Linked DNA regions of Homo sapiens: region 1 is linked to region 2. Evidence: read pairs that join two places in POLR2A ChIA-PET (ENCODE). Cell type or tissue: MCF 10A. All regions are shown on one strand. Each heading gives the region's core, and the rest is flanking DNA. Links, peaks and the distances in the headings are about the cores only. Region 1 overlaps SLC35F3 (solute carrier family 35 member F3). Region 2 overlaps SLC35F3 (solute carrier family 35 member F3).

Region 1 (16,687 bases), core at 5,954-10,953, 53 kb after region 2:
TTTGTGAGTGAGGAAGCCAGAAAGGGGGAAAACAGCATGAAAAAGCCTAGGGGTTCATGGACAGGCTAGGACCCTGCCCAGTGTCGAAGCCCCCAATGCAAAGACCACATAAAGACGGCTTTACTACACTTACTGATCAGGGAGAGCACTAACTTGTCAGAGTCTGTGTCTCTAAAGGAGGAACTTACAGAGTTGTAGGGGCTCAGTTAGTTATGGGGTACTGTTTAAGGTAGAAGTTAGGAAGCAGAGATTGGTAAGAATTTGCAAATCAGGTGAGTTGCTGAACTCAGATGGTCTTTGAAATGCATGGGTCCATGAGAAGTTACTCTTAACTCAGTCCGTGGTCTTATATTGGAACATATGGATTGGAACTTGACAAGCTGACATCAAAACAATTTGATCTTAGATAGTACAGGGCATGTCATGGTTTAATACAATTTTCTGTTGTGCAATCATAGTACAGTTTTGCTTGGATGGCATCTCTATCATTTCTCACCGCCAAACAAGAACATCAGCTCATCATTGCTTTATAATCACTTGAGCGCATGCTTTACTTATCACACTGTAACCCTTTCCAGAAACCAAATTCATAACTTGAGAATGCTAAAATGAGATTCTGGAAACTTGTTCCAAAAGAGGAATAAAAGTGTTAGAACAATGATAGCATTTTAGTAATAAGAGCACCATGCCCCAGTTGCCTCCTCTGAAAGACTATTATCATTCAGTTGTGGAAATTCCAGTGGGCCCATCACCCCACTACATACTTGGGCTATGTTGCTTCTCACATAAAGTCCCGAGGCATAGGTGGTAAGGAGATCACCTAGCCCATGCCCCTTGCCACCGAACTCATCCCTCCAATGCTTTCAGTCAATTGGAATACTATGACTTTTAAGAATAAGCACACTACATATATTTATCTGGCCATTTTCAGCTGCCATTTATATTGTTTCTCTCATTGACCTTCTCAGAAGTCTTAGGAGATAGGTCAGGAAGCTTCTACCCTCTCCTAAGGAAAAAAAAAAAAAAGACTTTTTAGAACAGTTTTAGGTTCACAGCAAAACTAAGCAGAAAGTTCCCATATAACCCCTTGCTCCCATACCCGCACAGCCTGCCACACTGTCAGCATCCCCCAGTGGTGTGCTGCATTTGCTACCATTCATGAACCCATACTGACACATCATCACCACCCAGAGCTCCTAGTTTACATTATGGTTCAGTCTTGATGATGTACATTCTGTGGATGTACATCATCCACAGCCTGCCACACTGTCAGCATCCCCCATTGGTGTGCTGCGTTTGCTACCATTCATGAACCCATACTGACACATCATCACCACCCAGAGCTCCTAGTTTACATTATGGTTCAGTCTTGATGTTGTACATTCTGTGGATCTTGACAAATGTCTAATGACATGTGTATCTATCATTACAGTATCAGAGCCATTTCATTGCCCTAAAAATCCTTCCCCCAACCCCTGGAAATTACTGATCTTATACTATCTCCACAGTTTTTCCTTTTCCAACATATCATAAGCTGGACTCTCGTCTCCTTTTAATGAACATGGAAACGTGCACAGAGAGGTGTGTGATGGCTCAGTGTGATACAGGCAGCCCCAGGTGTTCCATCTCCAGGCCCCACATTCCCTCCACTGAGCCTCCTTCACGACTCTGTTTCTTGACTCTGCAGAGCTGAGAACTTCCTCAGCTGCGATCATTTCAGACCTGAGTAGAATAGAACTCCTACGCCGAGTGTTTCAGTGAACAGAGAATTTTAGGGAATGTTCCAATTTGGCTGAAGGTCCATCTTCTTGGTGAAGCTAATAGATGAAGCTAATGGAAAGCATTTAAGACAAAGACAATTAGGGGAGACTTTGTTTTATAAAACAAATCTGAATACTTGGGAGAGCAGGTTTAGCTCAAATGTTCAAAAATTCCTTCACTAATACCCGGCTCTAAAAACATTTTCTTAGTTGACAAATAGTAATTGTATGTATTCGTGATGTACAATAATTGTACATCATGGTTCTATTTCAATACACATAAGGTATAGTGATCAGTCCAGGGTAATTCGCATATTTATTATCTCAAACATTTATCATTTCTTTGTGTTGGGAACATTCACTATCCTCCTCCTAGCTATTTGAAACTAATAATATATCGTTGTTAACTATAGTCATCCTACAGTTAATACCTGGCATCAGCACTGAGTTGAAACACATCTAAGGAAAAGAAAGGGTTTTATGAGCCAAGGACATGGCATTAACTCTCTTGAATTTTTACCAATTATGTTAAAAATAACCATGCAATTCAGGTTCAATTAAAGAGGAGAATAAAGGGAGTGGAGCAGCACATAGCAGAATGAAGCATTTATCTGAGACTGACAGCAAAAGCCTCTTTGACTTCAGCAGTGGAATTCAGTATGCTTCTTTAGAACGAAAGAGCAAAAGAAAAAAGGTAAAAAGCCTTTCCCCCGACTCTATCCTCTTCTCAAGTTCCATGACCTTGGGCTGTCAGACTTACTGCAGAAGGAAAATTTCAGCAGTTCAGCAGTATCACTCCTATAGCTCGATCCTAGAATTGTTTGGGCTTGATTTCCATAGACATTTTTTGTAACCCACTGCCAACCTCTAGGAAATAGGGATGAGTGACAACAGCACCTGGCTAGAAATGACAGTCTGTGGCTCCAGTTCTGGTGGTTTGTTGGTTCTACAGGTGAGCCTCAGGTGGTCATCTCCCCACTGTGGGGCTCTCTGACTTCCCTCTTTTTCAAAAGGATGTGGCTAATCATTCACATTAGATCTTCCCAAAGATGCCTAATGATCTTAGGGTCAGTGCATGCCATGGTGTTTCCTTGGGTGCAAGTTTAGAGCTTACTGAAATAGGGACAGAGGGATGGCCACCTTGACCTTCAGGTTTTCTTAAATCCCTTTCTTCAGAAGGAGGGGCTCAGGTAAAGGAAACACATCACTTCTGCATGGTGAATGCAGCTGAGAGCACACTCCTCCCTGCTAAGTGAGACCTAGCTAGCAACTCAAGGAAGATGCTCATGTCCCACTAGGACTTTAGAACACACACATGCACACCTTTATCTAACTCCAGGCATCTGGTTAGGAGAGATCATGTCGCTAAATTTAGAATTGTCAGGTCACTCTCTATTTAAAGTTGTAGTCTTGGGGACTTCATTCACCTCTCTTCCTATTTCCCTCATTGGCCACCTCCTACTGCAAAGGCACCTGAGAGTGGATTTGAATCCCATAACGTTTAGAGGAACCTTGGAGTAAAGTGTTCCAGAAATAAAAGTCATCACATACCCAGGCAGGGAAGGAGGGAAGATACAGGAGATTCCTATTCCTTTATTTAATTTTTATTAATTTAATTTTGTCTTAGCTTTTTATTATCAAAAATTCAACATTTACAAAGTGGAAATCGTACAATGAACTGCCATGTATCCATCACCCAGTTTCAACAATTAGCAACTCAAGACCAATCTCATTTCATCTATACCACCATCCGTTCCCTCTTCCCATCAGATTGATTTGAAGAAAATCCAGACATCATATAATTTCTTTTGAGGCATTTCTAAATGTATGTATTTCTTAAAAATGGCCAGGCGCGGTGGCTGGATTGTAATCCAGCACTTTGGGAACCTGAGATGGGTGGATCACTTGCAGTCAGGAGTTGGAGACCAGCCTGGCCAACATGGCAAAATCCTCTGTCTACAAAAAAAAATACAATAAATTAGCCAACATGGTGGCATGTTCCTGTAATTCCAGCTACTTGGGAGACTGAGGCACAAGAATCACTTGAATCCAGGAGGTGGAGGTTGCAGTGAGTCGAGATTGTGTCACTGCACTCCAGTCTGGGTGACGGAGTGAGACTCTGTCTCAAGAAAAAAAAAAAAAAAAAGAAAGAAAGAAAAAGAAAAGAAAAAAGAGAGAAAAAAGAATAAGCACTCTTTTTTAAAATGTTATCACAGTATTAGAAATTATCCACTGTTTGATCCCTCCAGTTATCTCAGAAATCCATTTTTAAATAGTTTGTTTGCATCAGGATCTAAATAAGGTCCATATCCACATGTTGCAATTAGTTGACAGGTCTCTAAAATATCTTTTAATCTATAGGTGCCTCCTCCATTTTTTCCTTGCCTCTTCTAACTCATTTGTTGAAGAGAGCAGTTTGTCTTGAGAATTTTCCACAGTGTGAATGTTGCTGATGGCATCTCTGTGGTGTCATTTACCATGTTATTTTGTCCTCCGTATTTCCTGTAAGTTGATAATTAGATGTAATTAGATAAAAGTTTGCTTGCATTGTGACCTTATTCTGGTTTTTTCTTTATTTCTTTGTTTTTGGTTTCTTTTTTAGGATAATTCACATGTGGTTCTGTGTATTTTCATCACAAAATACATATTGTCTGGTTATCTGTTTATCAATAGCAACTATTTATGAACTGCCTAAATTCATTAATTGATCAGAGATTGTCCAGTAGTTATATTCTATCATCTTCTTTTTACTAACTGGAAAACTTCTGTAAAGAGAAGCTTCCTCTCATCAATGATTTGATTTCCCTAAAGTACATTTCATATACGAATGGCGAAAGGAATTAATTTTTTCCTTTTTTTAACTGATTTAAAAACAGTAAGTTGGATTTCTAATATCTCCTAAAGTTAACCAGTAAGGTTTTTTCCAAATATTTTTATAAATTCAGGGATTCATGCATGTTCTGTGTGTTCAAGTCCATTACAGTTATTATCCTTAATGATATTCCAATTGTCCCTTCATTGGCCAGAGCAAGCTTCTAAAAGTTAGATCACTTCCTTTTGACCTGACTCTTTGAGAGCTAGATTGATTGATTGATTGATTGATCTCTTGTATGACAACATGTTCTGGAATCCATCTTGCACATTTATTACTCCATACCTGGAATTAGCCATTTTTTAAGGAGCCCTGTGTCTTTCAGTAAGAAACAGTATTGAGAGACCCTGATCTGGGCTCTAGGAGTGCTGTTGCTTTCTTCAGCTCCATTGTCTGGCCGTGTCCTGGTTTGTTCACCTTCTCCTATTGGTGGGTATTTGTGCTGCATGTAATACATATCCTGTGCATACATCTTTGGGTATCTTTCTTGAGATCGATTGCCAGAAGTAGGATAATTGGAGCAAAAGGTAAATTTATACATCATTTTTCTGGACAATGCCAAATTCCTCTTTATAGGGGTTGTACCATTTTATATTCCCACCAGCAATGACCGACAGTGCCCATTTCCCCACAGCATTGCTAATTACATGATATTGTCAAACTTTGGGATTTTTTCCAATTTGATAAATGAGAAATCATATTAGTGCAGTTTTAAATTTCATTTTTCTCTTATGAATGAGATTGAGCATATAGTGAAGTGCTATTTGCATTTCTCTTCCTGTGAACTCTGACCATATCTCTAGTCCATTTTCTATACAATCATTGGTCTTTTGTTTCTCTATTTTTCTAATCTTTTCTATATTAGGGATATTAATCCTTTGAGTTATAATTTACATTTTTAAAATTTTATTTGCCTTTTTACTTTGCTTAAGACTTTTTGTTTGTTTGTTTTTGAGATGGAGTCTCACTCTGTCACCCAGGCTAGAGTGCAGTGGCACAATCTCAGCTCACTGCAACCTCCACCTTGCAGATTCAAGCAATTCTCATGCCTCAGCCTCCTGAGTAACTGAGATTACAGATGCACACCACCACACCCAGCTAATTCTTGTATTTTTTTGTAGAGGCAGGGTTTCACCATATTGGCCAGGCTGGTCTCGAACTCTTGACCTTAAGTGATCTGCCCACCTCAGCCTTCAAAGTGCTGGGACTACACGCGTGAGCCACTGCACCTGGCCAGATTTTCTTAATGATACAAAAGTTCTTATTTTTATAGAATCATCTTTATAAGTTTTTTTCTGATTTTTTTCTGGATTTTGAAAGAAACCATTTAAGAAAATGCATATGGTTGTTTTTTACGTATGTAAATATTTCAGAGTGATGTATTCCAATTTTTTAAAGCAAATGAATTCTTATTTTGTCATTGTGAAAACCTAAGGTACTCAGGACTTGACATGAAATAGACCTTCAGTGAGTGTATATGCATAAATACGTAGCAGGCTGTATCCTTTTTCATTAAACGATACTGTGTCGCTGGCCTGGTCGACTGAGTCCTTGGTAGCTCTATATCCATATGTCATCAATGCCTGTATGCAGAGTTTATCTTTTGTCAGTTAAGGACAAGCTGTACAGTGTGGCTCCCATTATTTAATAATGGTGACTATGACCCTGTAAATGTTCGTATCTCATTTTCATACGACTTCTGGTTCAAGTACAAAATACCACGCTGTGGACCCATTCACAAAGCCATAAGGGTGCCTACCCCTGTCTTCCTCTCTCCATTCATTCATTTTTTGTTTAACAACATTCCTTTGTTGAATACCTGCTATGTGCTAGACACCAGCAGAGCAGTTTACAATTTATTCTATTTATCTGTTAACCTACACTCATTGAGATCTTAAGAGACCTATCAGCTATAACAAAAAAAGGAGCACTCAGTTCAAATTCACATTGGTTACTTTGTAGGCTATGTGTTAGATGTATTGAAAATATGTATAGCTGTTTTAAGGATATTGTTCTTTGCTAGTTAATTCTTTACTAGCATGGAACACAGTTTTTTTAAAAAAAAAAAACAAAAAACCTAAATGCACATGTTGCTATGTCATTTATCATCAGTAGTTGGATTACTTAGGAACCATAATGATCTTCCTTGCTGCTATTGCTTACATTGCGACTTTTCTTCTTTCCCCAGGAAATAGGATCTTATTAAAAATATTCAGTCCCATAGCAAAATATCATTTCTCTGTGTAAGCTTGATGTTTTCAGTATTCAAACTATTTTATGTGGTTTGTAAAGTTGACAAAACAGTGGCTTCTGGAATGAAGCATGTTTTGAGCCTACACACTGTGAGACCTATGACTTTAATATTTAGCAGTGATAGAGAAAACCACCCAAGGAATGCTTATTTAATGGGCAGGAAATTTTCGAGGCTATGAGACCTGACATTTTGTCTTTTTTGTCAGCGCCGTCCCATAGTGCCTGATGCATGTTGTTTTTCTCATAGAAGGAACGTGGGAATGCTGCCGCAGGCCAGAGCAGGTGGGAGGAGTGTGGAGCCCATCCTGGCTCTGGGATGACCAAAGGCCAGCACACAGTTTCCAGGGCCTCTACATATTTGTTCCTCAAAGGGAACTGAGGACTCAGCTCCGCAGGCCATGGTGGAGAATAGGTGAAAGAGCCCATGATGAATAACTATTTATTGAAAATCTACCACACACGTGACATTGTCCTAGATATGATAGTCCCTTGGTACTCAAAGTGTGGTCCCTAGACAGACCAGCTTTGACATTACCTGACAGCTTATTAGAAATGCAGAATCTCAGGGCCTGCCCCCAGAGAGACTCACTGAGTCAGACTGCATTTTAACAAGATCTTGGGCATTTGTACCACACACTGCATCTGAGAAGCATTCTATGGAGAACACCAAGGTGGGCACAGTCCCTGCGAAAAAGCAACCCTGCAACAGGAGGGAAGCTACATAATCATAATGTTATGAATCTAAACAATACATCGAGGGAGAGTAAAAGACACAGGAATGATTATGAGACAAATACTTGCAGAAGGAGGAGGGAGCTCTACAAGATGGGGTGACCAGGAAAGGCATTCTGGGGTGGGGGTGTACGCTGGTTCTGGGAAGTTGGGTAGGATTAGAGCCAAGGAGAAGGAGAGGACACTTTGGGAGGCAAAACCATCACCAGAGGTGAGAAGGGACACCCGAGATGTGTCCCAGGATCGCTGAATATCCAAATGTGTCTGAAGCCAATCGCATTGCTCAGCTCTTTGCTGGACTCTTCACTACGAGGAGTAGAAAGAGGCAGCCCTGCAGAAAAGTGAATGTTCTAGGAGACTAGCAAATACATTTCATTTTGTAATTTTAAGTTAGGCCATTCCAAAAGGTCTATTTATTATTCATTAATTAGTAGCTTGTGTAGTACCTAAGGCATTAATGCTTCTTCTGGGGTGGAACCCTTGGCTAGCCTGCCTTCACATGGCTGGGGCACTCCAGTGACCTCTGTCCTGGATGCTGAGCTGACTGCTCCTCCCCTGGGGCCACTCTGAAAAGCCATCTCTGCTTTACAGAATACCCAGGGGTGATGGCAGGGACTTGGAAGGGGATACTTAAGGAGTCCTCAAATGTGGACCTAAGGTATTGATTCTGAAGATATTCAGTGCTGTGTTACCATTCATCACATCACCATTTGGATACCCGCTGAATTGCAGGTCTGTGCCAATAATGCATTGATTTTATAATATGTTTGCTCTGTTATTATCCCTGTATGAAGAAGAGATTGTCCCCTTTTGTTTCAAATTCTAACCATTTTTTTATCATCACTCTCTTTGAGCAACTCATGATGTCCTGCTGGTTTTAACGTTCACTGTCTGTAAAAAGATTCCTAGTTTACCTACTGACTGCCATAGGCTGAGTGCCGCGTAGACAGTTTGTCTGAAGGCAGCATTTTAAGGAGGTCCCCACTAACAGAGATAGAAACAGGCACCAGGGAAGGGTTGCTGGCAATATACTCAGCTGCAGCGAATGTTCTTACCTACAGGTGTTTGGAGTGTGATTCACCCAGCAGGGCGCAGATTGACTAAGCAGTCTCATTGCATTAATATCCCTGGCACCTCATTTGAGGTGAGATATGACTTGCTTCAAAGCATTGCTCAAGCATGCAGTGGGCTCCGCTCTGCTGAGTCAGACTCATGATGTTGGCCAAATGCTCCTGGCTTTGGCTGTCAAGACCAAGTGAACTTTAACAACTGACCAGTATTTGTTTTTTAAGGCATGGCCAGCAAACAGAGATTCAGCGGAAGGACTGATGCCAAATTTCAGTGGATGCGTAGCAAACCCTGAGCAAAGGGCTGACTTTGCCCCTCTGCTCTGAGAAGGAGACAAGCTGGGTGCCGTCTCCTAGCCCTGATCTCTCCTCCCAGTCCTTCTGAATTCTTGCCCTAGGCCAACCTGGCACCTCATTTGAGGTGAGATGTGACATGTGCCCTGAGACTCTGAAGTGTCAAGTGGTAGGTGGAGAGGGAGCACATGCCATCAGGATCTCAGATAGTCTGTTCTGTTGACACAACTTGGGTCTGATCATGGGTCCACCATCTTAATAATTATTTTAAATAACACTGGTAGTTGTAGGGACTCCGTAAAGTCAACATGCTGGACCAGGTATCCCATGTACATTAGCTCCTTTAAACCTCACAGCAACCTGCAGGGTAGGTATTATTGACATATTGATGGAATACTATGGGAAGAGGCCCCATAGTGAGCCTGAGACTTCAGAAATGCTCAGGGCTGTGGAGCTCCTTCCTTTTTGGTTGTTGTTGTTTGGTTGGTTCTGATGTGCTCTCACTCTTTGCTTTCTAACCTGGCTCTGCATCCTGTGTCTCTCTCATTCCTCCTTCCCCATCTCAGGTACTCTAGCTTTTCCTGCCCTCCCTTGCACAGCCAGACCTCCTGGCTCTGTGGATCCAGGGGAATTGGCCTGAATCACAGAGAAACTCCCTTATCAGGAAGGGGAAATTGATGATGGGCTCTTGTCAATGTTGATGCTTTCCATCTGCACCTCTTTAGGGATACCAGCTGCTGCCTGCCAGCCCCAGGTGATGTGAAAGGAACAAGCAACCAACCACCACACAGCGGTTTGTAAATTGTATACTATACCTAAAGTTCCCAACCTCCTAGGCGAATGGAAAACCCACCATTCTCACTTGCACAAATGCAAAGTTGTTCAAGAAGTGACTCAAATGGGGAAGAAGAGAGGATCCCAGGCACAGAAGGTATGAAAGAGCAGCTCCAAGGAGAGGGGGGAAAATGGCGGACAGGAGGCAGGACTAAATTGCAGCTTTCACTCGGATGGATAGAGCAGCATGTCGGGAGTCACATTGTGAACTTCTGCTCCAAGAACTACTGCAGGAATATACCAGGAAAGCCAAGAGAATCCACAGACCCTTTGAAGGAAGCGGATTACTCCCGCAGGACCCAGGAGACAGCCCAAATACTGTGCATGCCCAAACTGTGAAAGTGGGAAAGGAGGATCATCCGCCCATGAACGCGTGCCCTCACTGGGGAACCTGAAAGTCCAGATCATGGGAGAAGGATTTGAGCTGAGACAATGTAGACACCTGAGTGAACTACAGAGGTAGAGGAAGCAGCAGGAAAAGCCCTGCAGTCTCTCTGGGTCCCCATGTAAGCCATTTCTGACTTGTCTCACAGGGGTCCCTGGGGAGGGCTGCCAGAGGAACTGGGAAAAGACTACAGGGAGAAGGAAACCTCCAGCTGAACTTTGTAACAATTACAACCAGAGTTTCCTAGCCAGAACTCCGGGTAGGGCATGAATCTGATGTGCAGACTCAACAGGTGGGGAGGCATGAAAGGCCAGGCGCGGTTTCTCAACGCCTGTAATCCCAGCACTTTGGGAGGCCGAGGCGGGCGGATCACGAAGTCAGGAGATCGAGACCATCCTGGCTAACACAGTGAAACCCCGTCTCTACTAAAAATACAAAAAATTAGCTGGGCATGGTGGCACATGCCTGTAATCCCAGCTACTTGGTAGGCTGAGGCAGGAGAATCGCTTGAACCCGGGAGGCGGAGGTTGCGGTGAGCCAAGATCGGGCCACTGCACTCCAGCCTGGGCAACAAGAGCGAAACTCCGCCTCAAAAAAAAAAAAAAAGTCCTGCTTGCTTTCTCAGCCTGGAGGCTGGTAGCCTGGTGCAAGTTCTGAGCCCTGTTCACCCACTGCCTGGAAACAGACTCAGTGCTGGTGAGGTGGGGGGCAGGGGGCATGGTGGAAATGAGACTGGCCTTTTGGGTTGTGCGGGAGCTGGATGAGGCCTGTAACTGCCAGCTTTCCCCGACTTCCTGACAACCTGCATGACACAGCACAGGCAGCCATAATCCTCTTGGGAACACAATTCTATTGACCTGGAACCACACCCCCATTCCCCACAGCAGCCACAGCAAGCCCCTCCCAAGGAGAGTCTGAGCTCAGACATGCCTAGCCGTGCCCCCACCTGATGGTCCTTCCCTACTCACCCTGGTAGCTGAAAACAAAGGGCATATTCTCTTGGGAGTTCTAGGGCTCTGCCCACCACCTGACCCTCCCTTTACTACCACAGCTGATGCTCTCTCGAAAGCGCCACCTCCTGGCAGGAGGGCAACCAGCACAGAACTACAATAAACAACAATAATATAATTAAGGACCCTCCCAGAGTCCATTTCACTCCCCTGCCACCGCCACTGGAGCAAGTGCTGGTATCCATGGCTGAGAGACCTAAAGATAGTTTATATCACAGGACTCTATGCAGACATCTCCTAGTACCAGCCCAGAGCCTGGTAGCCCATCTGGGTGGCTAGATCCAGAAGAGAAATAACAATTACTACCGTTCGGCTCTCAGGAAGCCACATCCCTAGGAAAAGGGGGAGAGGAGAGTACTACATCCAAGGGAGCACCCCATGGGACAAAAGAATCTGAACAGCAGCCTTGAGCCCCAGATCTTCCCTCTGACATAGCCTACCCAAATGAGAAGGAACCAGAAAAATAATTCTGGCAATATGACAAAACAAGGTTCTTTAACACCTCAAAAAAGAAAAAGAAAAAAAACACTAGCTCACCAGCAACAAATCCAAACCAAGAAATGCTTGAATTGCCAGAACAAGAATTCAGAAGGTTGATTATTAAGCTAATCAAGGAGGTACCAGAGAAAGGTGAAGTCCGACTTAAGGAAATTTTTAAAAATATACGAGATATAAAGGGAGAAATCTTCAGTGAGATAGATAGCATAAATAAAAAATAGTCACAACTTCAGGAAATAAAGGACACACTTAGAGAAATGCAAGATGTACTGGAAAGTCTCAGCAATAGAATCAAACAAGCAGAAGAACGAACTTCAGAGCTCGAAGACAAGGTTTTGAAATAACTCAATCCAACACAGACAAAAAAAAAAAAAGAATTTTTAAAAAATTAACAAAGCCTCCGAGAAGTCTGGGGTTATGTTAAATTACCAAACCTAAGAATTGGCATTCCTGAGGAAGAAGAGAAATCTAGAAGTTTGGAAGACATATTTGGGGGAATAATTAAGGAGAACTTCCTCAGCCTTGCTAGAGAGCTAGACATCCAAATACAAGAAGCTCAAAGAACACCTGGGAAATTCATCACAAAAAGATCCTCACCTAGGCACATAGTTATCAAGTTATCCAAAGTCAAGACAAAGGAAAGAATCGTAAGAGCTGTAAGGCAAAAGCATCAGATACCTATAAAGGAAAACCTATCAGATTAACAGCAGATTTCTCAACAGAAACCATACAAGCTAGAAGGGATTGGGGCCCTATATTCAGCCTCCTTAAACAAAACAATTATCAGCCAAGAATTTTGTACCCAGTGAAACTAAGCTTCATAAATGAAGGAAAGATAGTCTTTTTCAGACAAACACACACTAAGAGAATTCATCACTACCAAGCCAGCACTACAAGAACTGCTAAAAGGAGCTCTAAATCTTGAAACAAATCCTGGAAACACACCAAAACAGAACCTCTTTAAAGCATGGGTCTCACGGGATCTATACAACAAAAACACACACAAAAAAACCGAGGTATTCAAGCAACAAATAGCATGATGAATTGAATAGTACCTCACATCTCAATACTAACATTGAATGTAAATGGTCTAAATGCTCTGCTTAAAAAATACAGAATTGCAGAATGGATAAGAATTCACCAACTAAGTGTCTGCTACCTTTAAGAGACTCACCTAACACATAAGGACTCACATAAACTTAAGGTAAAGGGGTGGAAAAAGATATTACATGTAAATGGACACCAAAAGTGAGTAGGAATAGCTATTCTTATATCAGACAAAACAAACTTGAAAGCAACAGCAGTTAAAAAAGACAAAGAGGGACATTATATAATGATGAAAGGCCTTAACAGGAAAATGTCACAATCATCCTAAATATACATGCACCTAATGCTGGAGCTCCCAAATTTATAAAACAAATACTGCTAGACATAAGAAATGGGATAGCAACACAATAATAGTGGGGGACTTCAATATTCCACTGACAGCACTAGACAAATCATCAAGACAGAAAGTCAACAAAGACATACTGGGTTTAAACTATACCCTAGAACAACTTGACTTAACGGATATTTTACAGAATATTCTACCCAACAACCACAGAATATACATTCTATTTCATCAGTGTGGCCGACTGCCACAGCTACTACTTGAGACCCTCATTGCAGCAATTATTACTGTTACTGCTTGAGACCGTCATTACAAGACTGAACAAAGGGATGAACGTAGAAATGGTAACAAAAAACAAAAGTAACTATTTTAAGGAAAGGCTAGCATGGGGAAGAAGAAGAGAAGAGAAAAAGAAAAGAAAAGGGCTCCCTGCTTCTAGTGAGCAAAGGCAGCTGCCGAGCTTCCACAGCCCTTCTTATATATTAGGTAACAAGAGCAAGAAGGAGGAGGTAATGATTGGTTAGCTGTTTACTTGCTCACAGGTTCTCATTATTGCTAACAGGCTTCAATTATGCCTAATCATAAGAAATACTTGTGCAGCCTCCAACACATCAGCACATGGAATTTTCTCTAAGATAGACCATATGATTGCCACAAAACAAGTCTCAATAAATTTAAGAAAACTGAAATTATGTCAAGTACTCTCTCAGACCACAGTGGAATAAAACTGGAAATTAACTCCAAAAGGAAACTTCAAAACCATGCAAATATATGAAAATTAAATAACCTGCTCCTGAATGATCACTGGGTCAAAAATAAAATCAACATGAAAATTTAAAACCTTTGAACTAAACTACAGTAATGACACAACTTATCAAAACCTCTGGGATACAAGCAAAGGCAGTGCTAAGAGGAAAATTCATAGCCTTAAATGCCTACATCAAAAAGTCTGAAAAAGCACAAATAGGCAATCTAAGACCACACCTCAAGGAACTAGAGAAACAAGAACAAACCACCTCCAAGCCCAGCAGAAGAAGAGAAATAACCCAGATCAGAGAAGAACTAAATGAAATTGAAACAACAACAAAAAAAAATACGAAAGACAAATGAAACAAAAAGCTGGTTCTTTGAAAAGATAAATAAAATTGATAGACCATTAGAAAGATTAACCAAGAAAAGAAGAGAGAAGATCCAAATAAGCACAGCTGGAAATGAAATGGGAGATATTACAACCAACGCCACAGAAATACAAAAGATCATTCAAGACTACTACTGTGAACACCTTTACACACATAAACTAGAAAACCTAGAGGAGATGGATAAATTCCTGGAAATATACAACCCTCCTAGATTAAGTCAGGAAGAATTAGAAACCCTGAACAGACCAATAACAAGGAGCAAGACTCAAATAATAATTTAAAAATTACCAACAAAAAAAAAAGTCCAGGACCAGATGGGTTCACAGCTGAATTCTATCAGACATTCAAAGAAGAATTGGTACCAATCCTATTAACACTATTCCACAAGACAGAGAAAGAGGGAATCCTCCTAAATCATTCTATGAAGTCAGTATCACCCTAATACCAAAACCAGGAAAGGACATAATAAAAAAAGAAAACTACAAACCAACATCTCTGATGAACATAGATGCAAAAATCATAAATGCTAGTGAACCAAATCCAACAGCATATCAGAAAGATAATCCACCATAATCAAGTGGGTTTCATACCAGGGATGCAGGGATGGTTTAACATATGCAAGTCAATAAATGTAATACCACATAAAGAGAATTAAAAACAAAAATCACATGATCATCTCAATAGATGCAGAAAAAGCATTTGACAAAGTCCAGCATCTCTTTATGATTAAAACCTTCAGCAAAATCAGCATACAAAGGATACACCTCAGTGTAGTAAAAACTGTCTATGACAAATCCACAGCCAACATAATACTGAATGGGGAAAAGTTGAAAGCATTCCTTCTGAGAACAAGACAAGGATGCCCACTCTCACTACTTCTATTCAACATAGTACTGGAGGCCCTAGCTAGAGCAATCAGACAAGAGAAACAAATAAAGGACATCCAGATCAGTAAAGAGGAAGGCAAACTGTTGCTGTTTGCTGATGATATAATCGTAAACCTAGAAAACCCTAAAGACTCCTCCAAAAAGCTCCTAGAACTGTTAAATAAATTCAGCAAATTTCAGGATACAAAATTAATGTACACAAATCAGTAGCTGTGCTATACACCAACAGCGACCAAGTTGAGAATCAAATCAAGAACTCGACCCTTTTTACAAATGCTGCAAAAATCAAATAAAATAAAATACTTTGGAATATACCTAAACAAGGTGAAAGCCATCTACAAGGAAAACTACAAAACACTGCTGAAAGAAATCATAGACAACACAAACAAATGGAAACACATCCCCTGCTTATGGATGGGTAGAATCAATATTGTGAAAATGACCATACTGCCAAAAGCAACCTACAAATTTAATGAAATTCCCATCAAAATGCTACCATCATTCTTCACAGAACTAGTAAAAACAATCCTAACATGTGGAACCAAAAAAGAGCTCACATAGCCAAAGCAAGACTAAGCAAAAAGAGCAAATCTAGAGGCATCACACTACCTGACTTCAAACTATACTATAAGGCCATAGTCACTAAAACAGCATGGTACTGGTATAAAAATAGGCACATAGACCAACGGAACAGAATACAGAACCCAGAAGTAAACCCAAATACTTATAGCCAACTGATCTTGGACAAAGCAAACAAAAACATAAAGTGTGGAAAGGCCACCCTATTCAACAAATGGTGTGGGGATAATTGGCAAGCTGCATATAGGAGGATAAAACTGAATCTTCATCTCTCACCTTACACAAAAATCAACTCAAAATGGATCAAGGAACTAAATCAAAGATCTGAAACTATAAAAATTCTAGAAGATAACATTAGAAAAACCCTTCTAGACATTGGCTTAGGCAAAGACTTCATGACCAAGAACCCAAAAGCAAATGCAACAAAAACAAAAATAAATAGGTGGGACTTAATTGAACTAAAGAGCTTCTGCACAGCAAAAGGAAGAGTCAGCAGAGTAAAGAGACAACCAACAGAGTGGGAGAAAAATCTTCACAACTTGTAATCCTACAAAGGACTAATATCCAGAATCTACAACAAACTCAAACAAATTAGCAAGAAAGAAACAAACAGTCCCATCAAGAAGTGGGGTAAGGACATGAATAGACAGTTCTCAAAAGAAGATATACAAATGGCCAACAAACATATGAAAAAATGCTCAACATCACTAATGATAAAGGAAATGTAAATGAAAACCGCAATACAATACCATCTTACTCCTGCAAGAATAGCCATAAATCATAAAAGCAAAAAATAATAGATGTTGGCATGGATATGGTGAAAAGGGAACACTTCTACACTGTTGGTGGGAATGTAAACTAGTACAACCACTATGGAAAACAGTGTTTTATTTAAAGTTTAATAGTTAAAGAAATAAAAGTAGAACTTCCATTTGATCCAAAAGTCCCATTACTGGGTATATACCCAGAGGAAAAGAAGTCATTATT
Region 2 (16,687 bases), core at 5,525-10,524:
TTATTCTACTGAAATTTGAATAGGGGAATGTCTCAGAAAATAATCCAGTGTGGCTCCTTTGTGTCACCATCCTATCCCGCCTCATATCTAGGACACAGTGTCAAGTGATGAGACCAACACTGCTCAGTTTAGAGCCTCACACCTGAGCCAGTCACTCACGTCCCTTCTTGCTACCCCAAATTATCCTGCTTGTATCAGCCAAATTGCCCAGTTCACGCTGATATAACAAACGACCCCCGAATCTCAACAATTAACAACAACATAAGCTTGTTTCTCACTTAAGCTCCATGTCCATTTTGAATGGGCTTCCTCCCTGCGCTACATCCAGGACCCGGGCTGACGGATCATCCCCTGTCACATTTCAATGTCCAAAGCAAATCACGTGGCTGCTCTTGAGTTCACGTACTCAAGTATACTCCTCCCCCAGGAGGCGCTCTAAGTCCATGGCTGCACCTGCTGTCAGTGAGGCCGGGAGGTATAGCCCACCCCAGGCAGGGCCAGCTAATGTTTGAGCAGCCAGACAGTCCACACGTTCCTCCAGCTGTTCCCAGCTCCTGACCGGTCCGGGCTTGTGCTGACTGCCCTGTCCCTAACCCAGTCTCTGTTTCTCAATCCCCCTTCTAGAATGCCAACAAAGTTATTTTCCTAAAGAACATCTCTCTGATCACGGTGACACTTCAGAGAAATTTTTCATCCTCTGCATTGTTCACATATTATAGTCAAAATTATTTGGCACGGCACTCCCCGCCTTCTCAGCTCCGGCATATACCTGCCTCTCCATTTTCATCTTGCACCACAACCCTCGGACCCCTCGTTCCCTAGTGACTCAGAACCACTTAGCGCTGCTGGGCCGGGAGCCGTGCAGTGTGTGATGAAGAACAGTCTCTGCAGTTCTGTGCTTCCGCGCACTAGCTCTGCAATCCTGAGCAAGGAGCTCCGCCGCTCTAGGGTCACACTGTTGACTCTAAAGACATTCAAGTCCCTGGTGAATGGGGATTTTAATAGTACCCAGTTCATGAGTTGTGATGGTAGTAAATGACTGGCTGTGTGAAAAAGTTTATGTCCATTCTTTATGCTCAATAAATAGGAACTATTGTTTTCTGTTGCTGGGACTATTTTCTAACTGCATCTTTCAGATTCACGCATCTCTCTCTACCCAAGCCACTCCGTCCCCCTTGAAGCCTTCTCCTCTCCCCACCAGCCAAATCCAGCTCATCTCTACCTATTAAAGCCCTACTCATCTTTTGTTTTAGCTAAAGTTTTAATTGAAATAGTTGTAAATTCATATGTTGTTGTAAGAGGTAATACAGAGAGATCTCAGTTACCGTTACCCAGTTTCCACCAATGGTAACATCTTGCAAAACTGTAGTACCATGTGACAACCAGGATATCGACATTGATACAATCCACTGATCTGCCCCTGTTTTACATGTGTGTGTGTGTGTATTTAGTTCTACATGATTTTATTACCTATGTAGGTTTATGTATCCATCACTACAGTCAAGACCACACAGGTCCATGACCGCAGGCTCCCTCTTGCCCTTTCATAAGTGCACCCATCTTCTTCCTACCACATCACCTGCTTCTCCAACCGCTGGAAGCCACCAATGTGCTCTCCATTTCTATAATGTTTTCTTTTCTTTCTTTCTTTCTTCTTTTTTGATACAGAGTCTTGCTCTGTCACCCAGGCTGGAGTGGAGTACAGAAGCACAATCATAGCTCACTGCAGCCTTGAACTCCTGGGCTCAAGCTATCTTCCCATCTCAGCCTCCCAAATAGCTGGGACTACAGGCACGCACTACCGTGCTGGGCTAATTTTTTAATTTTTGTGTAGAGATGGGGTCTCACTATGTTGCTTAAGCTGGTCTCAAACTCTTGACCTCAAGCAATCCTCCTACCTCTGCCTCCCAAAGCACTGGGATTACAGGCATGAGCCACCCCACCCAAGCCTTCTTTGATGTTTCATTTCAGAAATGCTATATAAGTAAAATCCTACAACATGCAACTTTCTAGGCTTGGCTTTCTTCTCTCAGCATAATTCCCTGGAGAATCATCCATTTCGTGTGTATCAGTAGTTTATTCCTTTTTATTGCTGCCTACTCATCTTTTAAGGTCCTTTATGATACCTAATTGAATACTCAATGCCCCTGACTGGAATAATCAATTTTTCTGTGCTCACTTACCAATCTTTAATAACTGTCTGTGATTCACAGCTATTTAATAACCAGGTTTTATATTTGCATAACTCTTCAGGGCTTATGAAGTACTCTTGCATTCATTATTTTATCTCATCTTATGTAAATGTCTCTATCATGTCATTGCACCTATTTTGATGAAATAGACATGTACCCCCTCCCTTCGAGTTGGGGGCATCAAGTTCAATGCCTCTTACATCGTGTGCTGCCAGGAACTGCTGCATGGGTGAGATCCTTTTGTATAGAAAGCCATCTCCTGGGTGTGATTCAAGCCAGCTAAATAATGCTGTCATTCGATGCAGCTCAAGGGGCAGATGTTCCTGGCTCTAGGTAAAATAGAAATTGTAGAACAAGGAGTGTTTTTTTAATGTAAGAGAATGTCATAATAGACTGATTTAAAAGCCTCCTTTGGGAGATGATAACTAAGGTATTTCAATATGCAAGTATTACCATAATAAAAGCTGAGTATTAAAAATATGATGAGATTTTCTTTGAAGGAAATAAATTAAACACGAGTTTACATTAGAATAGATTTATAAGCATGATAATGTTCCCCTTTAGCATAAATTGGGGAAGATTATGTGTTGCCTAGGAATGCACTAGAAGAGTCAAAGTAGTATTGTTTAAAGGTCAGACAGATATATATGAACATATGCACATGACATGAATCACCAATACCTGGTGATCTCCAATGTGTATTGAAAATTATCTGTCCATTGCTCCCTCCAGAGGACAAGGACACACGCTGAGGACCTGACATTGGGTTGGGAGCCCAGGGAGAGGACTCAGAGGGGCAAGATGATTATCAGGAGTGGGAAGAGTTGGAGTTAAGTGCCGGCTGCGTCTTCAAAGTGATGCCGACAAACAGGCATTAAGACCATAAGGAAGAGTAAGATCTAGAAAGGTCATGAACTGAATATATTGAGAGACACAGTGGGAGCAGGAAGGAAGCGAGAAGGTCCAAGACACTTTCCAGAGAGCTAGTGTGTCTGGGGCATGTTTTGATTTGGCTTCCAGCTGTTTGATGCATGTGTACAGCAGGGCCATGTTTTACCCTCTGCTGTCTCTGCATCACCTGGCGAAGGACAATAGAAGATTCAGGCGCTGAAAGCCACAGTTAATGTGGAATGAGCTCTTCAGGGTGAGGCTGACCAGGGGTGAAGCAGGGCTGAAGAGTCTCTGGGTTAGAAGGTGCTGGCCAGTTGCATGCCTGCTCTGAAAGTTAGCATCTTGGACGGTGGGTGAGGGATGAGAATGAGGTGAGGAATGGCGGAGGTGGAGCATTAGGAGTGCTGAGAACTGGAAATGAGCAAAAGCAGCATCAGAGACATAGCTGAGACTGAATTCAGTGAGGGAAATGCATGAAGAGGGGATGATAGTTTGAGATCAAGTAAGAAAGGGCATTCCAGGCCAAGGAAAGAGCTTAAGAAAAGGCATGGGTATGCAAAGGCATGTTATGTCCAGGGAATTATAGTAGTTCCTTGGTGCTATGATGTAGGATCTGTGGAGAGAGAAGGAAAAGGACATATCTCTCTTTGCTTAAATTTTAAATGTCTGGAGAGCAAGCACTTTCCATCACATTTCTTTCACTCTGTCGGAAAATCGGGGACACCGCAGTAGATTCGTAACTTGGGGGCCAGGTTCTAAAGGTAATTGAGCAAGTAAAAAATCACTGTAATCAAAGTTGCTCTTGAAAAATCAATTAAATTGTCCATAAAACACAGTAAATACACATCCAGCCTTGTGGTAAATTCCACACAAACATGTTTTTGTCCAGCACTAGAAGAGATTGATTTGTCGCAGTTGAACACAGAGTGAAGTCGTTGGTTTGCATTGATGTTTATCAAGACACCATTAATAGAGAAAGAAGGCAAGCTAGAAGAAGGCAAGTAGAAGAAGATATTTAAAATACATACACCTCCAACAGGACTTAAAAACATAAATAGGCACTTTACAATAGAGGATATGCAGATGGCCAATACACATGAGAAGGTGCTCGACCTCATTGATCATCAGGGAAATACAAATTGAAGCCACAATGAGATGTGTATACCTTTACCAGAATGGTTACAATCTAAAAGAAAGTAATACTACAATAGACTCAAAAACACCAAATACCTAGCAATACATTACACAAAAAATATAGAATACTTCTTGATGAGAACTACAAAACTACAAAAGATTGCAGAAAAATATTAGAGAAGACCTAAATAAATGAAAAGATACACCATGTTTATGGTTTGGAAGACTCAACATTTAGATGTCACTTCCCCAACATTGATCCATAAAGTCAATGAAATCTCAGTCAAAATCCTGGAGGGCTTTTTAGGAGATTGACAAACAGATTCTGAATTGAATGTGGAAATACAAAAGAACTCAGACTAGCCAAGAACAAAGTTAGATAACTACATTACCAGATTCCAAAAATTATAAATTTACGCTAATTAGGACAGTGTAGTATTGGTGTTAGGATAGACAAATAGATAATAGAAAAGAATACAGCATTCATAAAAACATCCACACCTGCACTCACTTGATTTTTGACAAAGGCACCAATACAATGCAATACGGAAAGAATGTTTTTTTAATTAATGATGCTGAAACAAATGAATATCCATATGGGGGGGAACTAACCTTGACCTACACCTGACCATAAACAAAAATTAATTCTAAATGATTCACAGACCTAAACATAAAAGCTAATACTATAAAACCTCCAGAGGAAAACATAAGAAAATATCTTTAATCTTCCTATGAAAGGACACAAACAGTGTAAGAAAGTAGTAAGTTGGTGTCATCAAATATAAAAACTCGAAGACACCATTTAGAAACACAAGCCATAAACTGCAAGAAAATATTTACAATGTATACATCTGATGAAGGACTTACCCAGAACACATAATTAATTCCTTCAAATTAACAATAGGAATTCAAACAAGTTGATTTTAAAATGGACCAAACAACCAAACAGGTATTTTACAAAATAAGTTATCCAAATGGCCAATAAGCATATGAAAATTTGTTCAACAATTGTTGCTATCAGGGAAATTCATACATAAATCACACTTTATACCACTACACACCCACACAGTAATTTTAATTTTTAAAAAACTCTCGGCCGGGTGCAGTGGCTCATGCCTGTAATCCCAGCACTTTGGGAGGCCGAGGCGGGCAGATCACGAGGTCAGGAGATCGAGGCCATCCTGGCTAACACGGTGAAACCCCGTCTCTAAAAAAAAAAAAAAAATTAGCCAGGCGTGGTGGCGAGCACCTGTAGTCTCAGCTACTTGGGAGGCTGAGGCAGGAGAATGGCGTGAACCCGGGAGGTGGAGCTTCCAGTGAGCCGAGAGATCGTGCCACTGCACTCCAGCCCAGGTGACAGAGAGAGAGAGACTCTGTCAAAAAAAAAAAAAGAAAGACCTCTCAGTACCAAGTGTGGGCAAGGAGGTGGAGCAAATGAAACTCTCATACACTGCTGGTAGAAGCATATATTGGCACCATCACTTTGTAAAGAAATGTTTTAAAGTGTTATTGAAATTGAATGTATTTATGCCAAACAACCCAGAAATTCCACGCCAAAGTATAAACTAATGGAAATGCATGTATATGCAGGCCAAAAATAGGTACAAAATGCATTAGTCATAATAGTTAAAACGTGGAAGCAACCAAACTGTTTTGTGACAATAGAATGGATAAAAAAAATTTATATATTCAGACACAGGAATACTATACAGGATGAAAATGAAGACGCCATTAAGTGGAACAACATAGAAAAACCTCACAAACAAAAACATATTGTACAATTTTATGTTTATAAAGTTCAAAGAGAGACAAAGCTGATCTGCGATGTTAGAAGTGGGGATATTGGTTAACTTTGGGATGAAAGAGGGAATAGTTAAGAGGGGCATGAGGGGGCTTCTGAGGTTGTGGTGATGTTCTATTTTTGCCGTGTATGCTTAAAATTTGTCGTTTTCCTGTGTGCATATTATACTGAAATAAAAAGCTTATTAATGTTGTGGTAGGATCTCCTTAGGAAAATATGGGAAATAATTAAGTGAATATTTGCATATCTATGTTTCTGTTTCTTCTCCGTAGAGGTAGCTGGGCCCTGGAATTGTAATCTGAAGGTCATAGGAAGGCTGTGGCCCTACCCAGCTTCCATGGCACATCTGGCACCAAACTCATGAGCCCCTCACCCAGCCCCCCTTCCCCCCATCCCAGTCTCAGCAGCAGCTGTCTTCCTGCTTAACATCCTTATAGAGTATTTATGTACACGGTGTTGCTGAATAACTTAAGCCAAGGTCAAAAGTAAACCGGACATGGAACTTGAGTTAAAGACTGTGATGTTCATACATCCGTCTGAGCTCACAGTTGTAGCGAGCAAGGAAGGGATTCAACATCTCTCAGCATTGATGTTAGGGAGCACGTCGTAAACAAACTAGAATCTGCAGCAAATTTAAAGATGCTGCTCACTGTGTGTCTTTCTCCTGATTGGAGTGAGGAGTCTGGAGGGGAGTAGCTTTTAATAGACCCAAAGACTAGAAAGCGTTTGGCAGGTGACTGTGTTTCTGGGAGCCAGGCGTGTATTAGCCTAATTTAGAACAGATCACTTACCACTTTTTTTAAAGAACTGTTGATGCTCAGCAAATAATAAGCGATAATAATAAGGTTCTCTTGTGAAAACAAAGATTTTGTTTATTCTAGACTATGTATAAACTTCGGGGAGTGGAGTGGAGGAGAGGCTGTGCAGTTCTTTTCCCTAGAAGCAGCTGAGATGGGAAACATCACAAATATTGCCTAACACAGAAGTCAGAAAGAAAGTAATAGGAGGTTTGGAACATCTCTTAATAGCAAATGAACTTACTTCATCTAACAAGATGGAAGTCAGATAAGATGGCTCAGGCAGTCAGATTCTCCTGCATGCTCTGTCTCTCTCTTCCCCGACCCTCACTCTCACTCCCCTTCTCTCCTTTTGAACATTTCCTCATATTATATAACATCCTGCTTCAACATGATTTGTAATTTCTGCCTCGTACATTGCTAATTTAAATTATACCATTTTGTTACATATTTAGGGGTTTTAAATACTTCATTGCTATAAGCAATGTACAATAAGCACTAGTATACATCCATAATTAGTTTCCTAAGATAATTTCTGGAAGTAGAATTGCTAAGAATATACAAAATTTCACATTTTTGGCATGTGCGGCCAAGTTTGCATCCAAAGGTTGGACTTCCTACTAGTGCATAAGCATGCTCATTTCCCTGCACTTTCAGCAGCATTGTGTATTAACATTTTATCTAATCTTTGCAGTTTGATTCAAAAGAAACATTGTGTATTGCGATTTAAATATGTAAGTTTATATAAAACTTTTTCATATTTTTGGACCATATTTTTTAATTTATGGATTAACTCTTCAAATCATTTGCTGATTTTTATTGCAGTGTTAATTTTTTATTGTTGAAATGTTAGATCTCTTTACATATTAAAAATCTATTCTGTGCTGCAAAAATGTTTATTTTGCATGGTTCTGGTAATTTTATTCATGGTGGTTTATGATTTCAATCCATGGTGTTGTATTTATAAAGAGCCTTCCCACTCCAAAATATGAACATTCCACGCAAAATTTCTAGTGGAAGCCAGAAACAGCAGCTAACAACTATTGAGTGCTGACTCTGTGCTGGACACTGTTCAAAGTGTTTAATCATTTAACACTCATAATACCTTGATGAGGTAAGCAACTATTATTGTGCCAGTTTTATAGATGAGGAAACTGTGGCACAGAGCGGTTGAGTAACTTGTCTAGGATCCAAAACTAGTAAGTAGTGAAGCTGGGATTTTAATGCAGTATGCCTGACTCTGCACATAATATTATCTCTCCTTCAGTTTTTTTCTTTTTGGTGGGGAGTGTCTTTTCAAAGAATTACAGCAAATTTCTCTTTCATTTACTTAAAGCTCATTCCAAAGTAACTAGAATAATTTGTGTAATAAGATCATTTTTCCCCAAAGAATAATTATCCTCAAGATCCATTCCACAATGAGAAAAACAATGTAAGTTTTTAAGAGACCCACAGAAATGAAATGTCTCTTAAATTCCTAGGAGAGCTTTTCTTTGATTCGTATTTAAAGGCATCTAGAGGCCTAAGTGAAGATTATCCACACTACATGGAAGACCAAGCCGTAACTGAAGAAATGCTGTCCCCTTCCAGGAGGCCTGCAGGGTCCCCAGCAGCTCATAGTCAAGTTCCCTGCAGCAGATGACCAACAGAGGCATCTGACATGGGGGTTAGTGCTGGCATCACCACTTTGGCAACTTGGAACACCTGTAATATTCTATTTTCTATACCAGGTTCTCAACACTGGCCCAGATAATCAAGAGTTAAATTTAGGAAAAAGCAAAGCATGCAGTGAACAGTGACATCAGGCATTTTAACTATGGGCAATTTTAATCAAGGTACCAAGTTAGAAATAAGATAGAGGCCATAACCCTCTTTTCTGGTGAGCTATTTATCCCTTGTAATGAGTAGTGCTAAAACTAGCGGCTTAATTATCTTTGCTCTGACCTCTCTTTGATTTTATGAATCCAGAAATCATTCAGTGCAACTCACAGAAAGAACACCTGCTATGAACAAGAGACTGTTCTAAGTAAACCCTGGGAGACACAGAGTCTTTGGTCTAATGGAAGAGGTGGATGAATATGTGACCACATGGCTCTAGTATAGAAAGACTCTGATTAGTATATGATAAATGGGGTAGAGCCAAAATAATCCATAAAGCGTATAGACCATATGTCAGAGAAGTACATGAAAATAGCAAGATAAGTTGGCTTTTTCAGATCATGGAGAGCTTTAAATGCCATCCCAAAGAGAATCATTTGTTCTTTCATTTAACAAATATTTATTTTAACCATCCATTATATAGCGATTACTATTGTAGGCACTGAAGATGTAGCAGTGAACAAAACTGACTAAGTTTCTGCTCTTGTAAAGTGTATTTTCTAATGGGAAAATTGTATATATATAATTAATTATATATTAATTGTAATTAATAATAATTATATGCAATTATATATACAAACAAATTATACAAATGTGTTAAATATTTATTACTTTATGTGTGTATATAAATATAAATTCATTCATTATGCATGTGTATTAATTTCTGGTAGATAAATGTATATTCGTGTAAATTATATAAATATCCAAATTAAATATGTATATTTAATCTATATAAAATATAGATTATATTTGTATATTATATATAATTTTTAAATAAATTTATACATAATGTTTCAGGTAACAGTACAATAAAGGAAAATAAAACTGGATAAAAGGACAGAGTTTTAGGCCTCAGTCTCAACCCTGCCTGCACATTAAAATCAACCAGAAAGGTTTGGAAAATGATGATGCCTAGGCCCCCACTCAAGAACAAGGGGATTAAAACCTTTGTAGTGGGCCCTGGCACTGGTTTTTTTGTGGGTTTTTTGGTTTGTTTTTTTGAGACAGTCTCGCTCTGTTGCCCAGGCTGGAGTGCAGTGGCGCAATCTTGGTTCACTGCAACCTCTGCCTCACAGGTTCACGCCATTCTCCTGCCTCAGCCTCCCTAGTAGCTGGCATTACAGGCATGTGCCACCACGCCCGGATAATTTTTGTATTTTTAGTAGAGACGGGGTTTAGCTTGTTGGCCAGGCTGGTCTTGAACTCCTGACCTCAGTGATCCACCTGCCTCGGCCTCCCAAAGTGCTAGGATTACAGGCCTGAGCCACCACGCCCAGCCAGCATTGGTATTTTCTAATTTGCATCCCAGGCAAGAACCAACAAGACAGAGAATGAGGACATGCATTTAAACAGGCTGATCAGGGAAGGCCTCTGTAATTGAGCAGAGACTTAAATAGAGTGAAGGAATAGGCCATACAGATAGGTGGAAAGGCTATACAGTGAACAGCTAGCCCAACATGTGGCACTTAGTTATCATGAAAGAGTGAATGATTAGTAGCACAAAGAATTGACAAGTGCTTGAGGTAATAGATACCCCATTTACCATGATGTGACTGTTATGTATTGTATGCCTGTATCAAAATATCTTATGTACCTGTAAGTATATGCACCTATTATGTACCAATAAAAATGAAAAAAATTAAAAAGAATGGATGAATGGATGCATCAGGATATGGAATAGTGTCAGAGAAGAAATTAACTGGGCACCTGCATTCAGGGTCACAAGCCCACCCCAGGTTTACTGATTGGCAAGAAGGACTCACAAGGACCCAGCATATATGGTCATACTCAGGGCTCAGATTTGTTACAGCAACAGGATACAAAGTAAAATCAGCAAAGGGAAGTCCAGAGGAAACCAGGTGCAAGTTTCCAGGAGCCCTCTTAATTGCTCCAGCGACAAGCTGGGACAACACCTGTGAAATGGTGTCTATCCAGGAAGCTCGTTAGAGGCTCAGTACTCAGGTCTTTACTGAAGCTGGTCACATAAGCGCCCTCTGCCTTGCATGAGGCATTCCAGACTCCTGAAAGGAAAGCAGGTGTTCAGCATAAACCATATTATTGAGGCAAATAGTTTAGGCATAGCTTGTCAGGGAATGGTGGGAACACCGCTGAGATCCAAGTTCACTGATGCCAGCCAAGAACCAAACTTGCAAGCAAGCCTTTTTAAGGAGGGCAGTCCCAGTCCTCCGCTGTGTTAACTCTTTTCTGCACCGTGCCATATACCAAGGGCCGGATCAAGGGCACTGGGGATGAGAATAGAAAGCAAAAAGATATACTTGAGAATTTTAACAACTGTTTATAGATATGAAAGGTGAAGAATATGAAACAGAATCTCTGGTTTTCAGAGATGTTTACAGGTTACCTCTTAGGAAGCCTTCCCTGAAACCCAAGTACAGCTTAGCTTTTCCCCATAGCACCCTCCACCCTCTTTCTTCCTTCTTCCCTCCCTTCCCTCCTTTATTTTCTTCTCTTCCCTTCCCTTCTCCTTCCTCCCTTCCTCTCTTTCTCTTTCTTTTTCTGTCTTTCTTTCTCTCTCTTTCTCTCTTCTTTATTTTTCTTTCTCCTTTCTCTCTTTCTTTTTCCTTCCTTCCCTCTTTGTTTTTTCTTTTCTTTATCCTTCCTTCCTTCTTTCTTTCTATTTCTTTTTTTTCCTAGAGACAGGGTCTCACTATGTTGCCTGGGCTGGCTGTGAACTTCTGGGCTCAAGTTATTCTTCCACCCCAGCCTCTCAAGTAGCTGGGATTACAAGCATGTACCACAGCACCCAGCTCCCTTTATCTTTCTTAATGGTGCATATTACAGTTGTAATTCACTAAACAGATATTCCCACAAATAGTTGAGTCTGGTCTCCCCAGCTAGACTATAAACTTCATAAAGTTTTTCTCAGCACATAGGCAACTTTCTTACACAAAATAACTACTCAACAAACATATAGTGAATGAATTAATGAACGCATGAGAGTATCAGGTAGAGGCTTGAGGCAAGAACCCGATTTGAGTCTGAGGTTCAGGCCAGGTGCCTATGTGCAGATGCAGGCCAGCCTGTTGACCTGCAGCAGGTGTGTGCACAGCTTAGGCTCGAACAGAGCCCAGAGTGGATCTCAGAGATCAGTCTTCCAGTGCTTTAGTTGTCATGACCCTCACCACAGGGGCCACCGCTTTGGTAGTTGATTAAAATAATGCATGTATCTCTAAGGGTTCCTTTTGTGAACCTTCTTCAGCATTCATTCTGCAAATATTTATTGGGGCCCTACTGGATTCCCGGTTTGGTACTGCCTTTTGGAGTTGATGAAATGAATTAGTAGACATGGCTCCAGCTTTAGGGACTGGAAGCACCATGAGTGAACTGGACAAGGTAACCAATCCAAATAACACAGGGCCATGTAACAGATGCATGCACACGTACCTGTCACAAAATTGGTGCTCAAGACATAGTCAATGAATGCTTTTGAATGAAGGTGTAACCTTGGGTAAAGCAGATGTTTTATAGGTTGGTGAGGAAAAGAAGCCTGCAAAGGAGGTTGAGAAAGAGCAGTCAGAGAGGTGGCAGAAAAACCAGGTGGCAGGAGGGCAATTCAGAGATCAACAGTGGGCAAGCCTGAGAGGCAAAGTGGTCAGGAATGTCAGGTGCTTTTGTGAGGCATGAGAGATAAGCATCAAAGAGCAATCATTGACTTAGCAATCCCCAGAGCATCAGTGATCATGGGAAGAGCACATAGAGCTTGTGTTGGGGGCAGAAGCCAGTCTGTGGGGGTTGAGGAAGGAATGGGAAGTAAAGGACTTAAAGAGAGCTCATGGAACGCCTCCTCAAGAACCTTGGCTTTGAATGAAAGGAAAGAGAGAGAGACACAGCTTGAGGATTTGTCAGGTAAAGGTGGAAGGAGTCAATCCTGAGTAAGAGGCATCTTCGTGTCGTTAGTTACATGCTCAGGGAAGACTTGTGGAGAGGAGAACCGAAGATGGAGCTGAAAGTATGCGTTGGAAAGAGACATCAAAGAAAGCAGGAGCACATGTCGCAGCAAGTAGCTGCAAATTAGCAGGAGAGACAGGGTCTCCACTGAAGACAGCAGCAGGAGCTGGTGGGCATGAATTTAAGTATTTAGGTGGAAGGAAAGAGAAATGGTCCCCATCTGACTGGCGAGGAAAAAGAAGGCTGGATGCGAGAGGGGTTGAAAAGGTTAGATTTGGGTTGGGGTGAGTGGGGCAGAGGGTGGTGATGGTCATTGTTTCTTTCAGTGTAAAGAATGGAAGAGAGAGAGTTAATAAGAAAGTTGCCAACAATATGGCAAGCACTTTGAAAAAAGGAGTTGAAGCATTTGCTGCTTAGATATTCTTCACAGTAAGCAGGAGTAATACCATGTCTGTGTACTTTGGAGTCAGACCTGAAGTTCAGTTTCAACATCTATCTTAAAAACAACTTTAGGTTACACTATATAACATTGCCACTTTTGTAGGTTAAAATAAATTGCATATTGTCAATTTTGTATGGCTGTATCTCTATAATACTTATCTCAGAAGTTGTGGTGAGGATTAAATAAGACAATACACCTGAAACTACATTACTTTCCCTTTCAATGGATCTTCAGTTAATACTGGGGCTTCTCGGTTTCCACCAGCCCATTCTGGCAGAGGAGGAGGAGGGTCAATGGTTCTCAGATACCTTCCAGCAAAGAAGGGGTAAATATATGCACACTCAAGACCAGCTTTTCCTCTTCCTCACTGAGAAGGACCAAGAGAAGAGGTGCTGAGGGCACAGTTTCAATTTATGTGGATTTGGCAGGGAGAGTTTATACCAAAACACACAGAATCAAGAAGTGAACTTGTTTTTGTTTTACAGACAGAGTCTTGCTCTGTCATCCAGGCTGGAGTGCAGTCATAGCTCACGGCAGCCTTGACCTCCTGTGCACAAATGATCCTCCCACCTCAGCCTTCCAAGTAGCTGTGATTATAGGTGTGCGCCACCATGCTTAGCTAATTTTTTATTTTTACTTTTATAGAGATGGGTGTCACTATGCTGCACAGGCTGGTCTTGAACTCCTGGCATCAAGTGATTCTTCCTCCTCAGCCTCCCAAAGTGTTGGAATTATACAGGCGAGAGCCACTGCCCCTGGCCTTGTTGCTTTGGAAGAAAGAATATAGCCATTGTTTAAGAGCCTTGACTCAAGCCAAACAAATCCTACTCTTCTCCGTCTTCATCTCAGTTTTGTCATCTTTCTGGTGTGATGCTACTTGTTTCTTGAGGCTGTTGTGAGGATTAAAGAGTTTTGCAAAGCATTTTTGGTAGTGACTATTTGTACAGTAAGCACTTATATACAGTACCTCTTGACTGTGGCTACTGTTGACTTTTGTTTAGGCAAAGTGGCACTGAGGTCAGACAGACTGAGGAAGACAACCTCTTTATGTCCTTCTAACAACCCTATATGATTCCCAAAGTGGCCATTTCTTCTAAGGTGGGTAAAAGTTGGTGGTCACAAGACTAAACTCTATTACTTTATTATTAGATGTAGTTGCATGTAGTTGTTCCTTTCTTGAGACATTAGGAAAAAATGTTTAAGAAATGTAGTATGTTATCACTGATATCTCTTCCAGGACATGGTGGGATAGGTGTAGAAGGCTCAAATGGACAACGCAAATTGTAGCTCCACTTCTTCCTGAAATAATACTGTAGATCCCAAAAAGATAGACACATTATACTTTTTAAAAATCCTCTAAGTAAAGGCACTCTACAATAGTCTATGAAAATGTAATATGGGACACACTTATAGTTTTTATATCGTCCTTTTACATAAAATTGTTCCTTTCCCATGCGTAAAAAAGAATACAGTCGTCCCCACTTATCCTTGGTTTCACTTTCCATGGTCAAGTTGCCCGTGGTCAAGTGCGGTCAGACAATATGACATCACTAGTCTTGTAAAATAAGGGTGACTTGGCCCGGTGCGGTGTCTCACACCTGTAATCCCAGCACTTTGGGAGGCCGAGGTGGGCGGATCATGAGGTCAGGAGTTTGAGACCATCCTGGCCAACATGGTGAAACCCCGTCTCTACTAAAAATACAAAAATTAGCCAGGCATGGTGGCACACGCCTGTAGTCCCAACTACTCAGGAGGCTGAGGCAGGAGAATCGCTTGAACCCGGGAGGCAGAGGTTGCAGTGAGCCGAGATGGTGCCCCTGCACTCCAGCCTGGCAACAGAGCGAGACTCCATCTCAAAATAATAAAATAAAATAAAATAAAATAAAATAAAATAAAATAAAATAAAATAAAGTAAGTGACTTGAACACAAGTACTGAGATACTGCAACTGTCTATCTGATAGCAGATCTGGCTACTAAGTGACTAATGGGCAGGTAGTGTATACAACATGGATATGCCGGACAAAGGGGTGATTCACATCCTGGGCAGGATGGCAGAGATCCTCTCGCACTACTCAGAACAGAGCACAATTTTAAACCTATGAGCCGTTTCTGGAATTTTTCCATTTACGTCACAATGCCTATGTTATTTATCTCATCTCATTTCATCTCATCACGCAGGCATTTAATCATCTCGCATCATCACATGGAAGAAGGGTGAGTACAGTACAATTAGATATTTTGAGAGAGAGAATATATTCACATAAATTTTATTATAGGATATTATTATATTTGTTCTATTTTACTATTAGTTCTTGTTAATCTCTCTCTGTGCCTAGTGAATAAATTAAACTTTATTATAGGTAAGTATGTATGTGGGAAAAAAACATAGTAGTTGCAGGATTCGGTACTGGCCAGTTTCACCCATCCAGTGGGGGGTCTTGGAACATATCCCCATAGATAAGGGTGTCTACTGTAGTGGAATGATATCCTCTGATCTGCTTCTCCCCATTCAATCTAGACGCTTAGGCTTCGGTAAATCACACAAAAGTTCAGAAACGGCAGACGAACACTCAGGGGGATGCTCATAATAAAAATTCGGCAATGGAAACTATGCGATGTATTGTCTTACTCACCCCTCCTTTGTATATCTCGAAGTCAGGTTCAAGGCAAGCTACGGAACCTCCTTGCTCATTTAAAAAATAAAAAGAGGCTGACCCTGTTTATCTCACAGGCCTACCCTGGTAAATTTTGCCCAAATGAAATTCAATTTAAGCCTCAAGTTGCCAAGGAGTCACCATTCTCCTGGGTTGGCAAAAGGGTTTACTTATAGAATCCTTGATGTGTATGCTTGAAAATTTCAAAGAGAGAAGAATGACAAGGGTCATGGCAGCTGTTAATTGGACTAGATTACATTTATCATTAGGCATTTTCCACAGGGTATCAATCTAATTATGGAGCGACCATGTAGTGGAACAAAGATCATTTTTCAAAGCAGTCACTGAGGATGGGCCCTGCAGAATGACAGTCAGCCTCTTCTTGTTTGACATGCAGATGGTGTCCTCCCTGGCATTTTTATTGGGTAATATATTACCATAAGAAGGTCTATGATAAGTGAAAAAGTAAAACTTGGGATAATTAGGGAGTTTTATAAGCTAATGAGTCATGTCCTTTCAATAGCTTCTTGGAATGTTCAGTATGGCTCCAGCTCTACATGGTGCATGTGGAGACCCGGGCCCTAGACCCTGCCCCTCACAGGTCCTGCATGGTGAACAACTCCCCTTTCTCCCCCTTTTTTAAAACTTTACTAAGGGTTAATTGGTATACAAAAAGTTTCACATATTTCGTACATACTTCTTGATGAGTTTGGATATATACATACACCTGTATGTAGACATCACCACAATCAAGGTACTAAACATGTCCACCACCTCCAAAAATTTCCTTGTGTTCTTTTGCGCATTTTGTTTTGTGCTAAGAACACTTAGTCTGATATCTATCCTCCTAACGGTGGCTTTACATTGCCTTTTCAGAGAAATTCCAAGCTACTTCACAAAGGCCTCCTGGTCTACTCAGCCCACCATGTTAGCTTATCTTTGGAGAACTCGCTTCAGCTCACATCAGAGTTCTGCCCATCGGACCACT

Evidence for each region. ChIA-PET counts read pairs that join two places held together with the same protein. Peaks named below come from ENCODE experiments on the same cell type or tissue, not always from the same donor. Only the 100,000 strongest peaks of a DNase experiment are listed, where the experiment ranks them.
Region 1: POLR2A ChIA-PET joins it to region 2 with 9 read pairs; 2 of 35 experiments call an interaction of 5 or more read pairs at or near these places.

The regions. Positions count from the first base shown.
Region 1 is chr1:234,177,450-234,194,136 of GRCh38, forward strand. All of the region lies in intron 2 of SLC35F3 (solute carrier family 35 member F3), which reads left to right. Among named protein-coding and RNA genes, the nearest start is that of SLC35F3-AS1, 87 kb to the right of the region's middle. RefSeq lists an enhancer at 10,804-11,515. In MCF 10A, for the core only: no CTCF peak of the experiment used is centred there; a DNase peak (open chromatin) is centred at 8,762.
Region 2 is chr1:234,125,048-234,141,734 of GRCh38, forward strand. All of the region lies in intron 2 of SLC35F3 (solute carrier family 35 member F3), which reads left to right. Among named protein-coding and RNA genes, the nearest start is that of SLC35F3-AS1, 140 kb to the right of the region's middle. RefSeq lists an enhancer at 6,779-6,948. In MCF 10A, for the core only: no CTCF peak of the experiment used is centred there; a DNase peak (open chromatin) is centred at 7,964.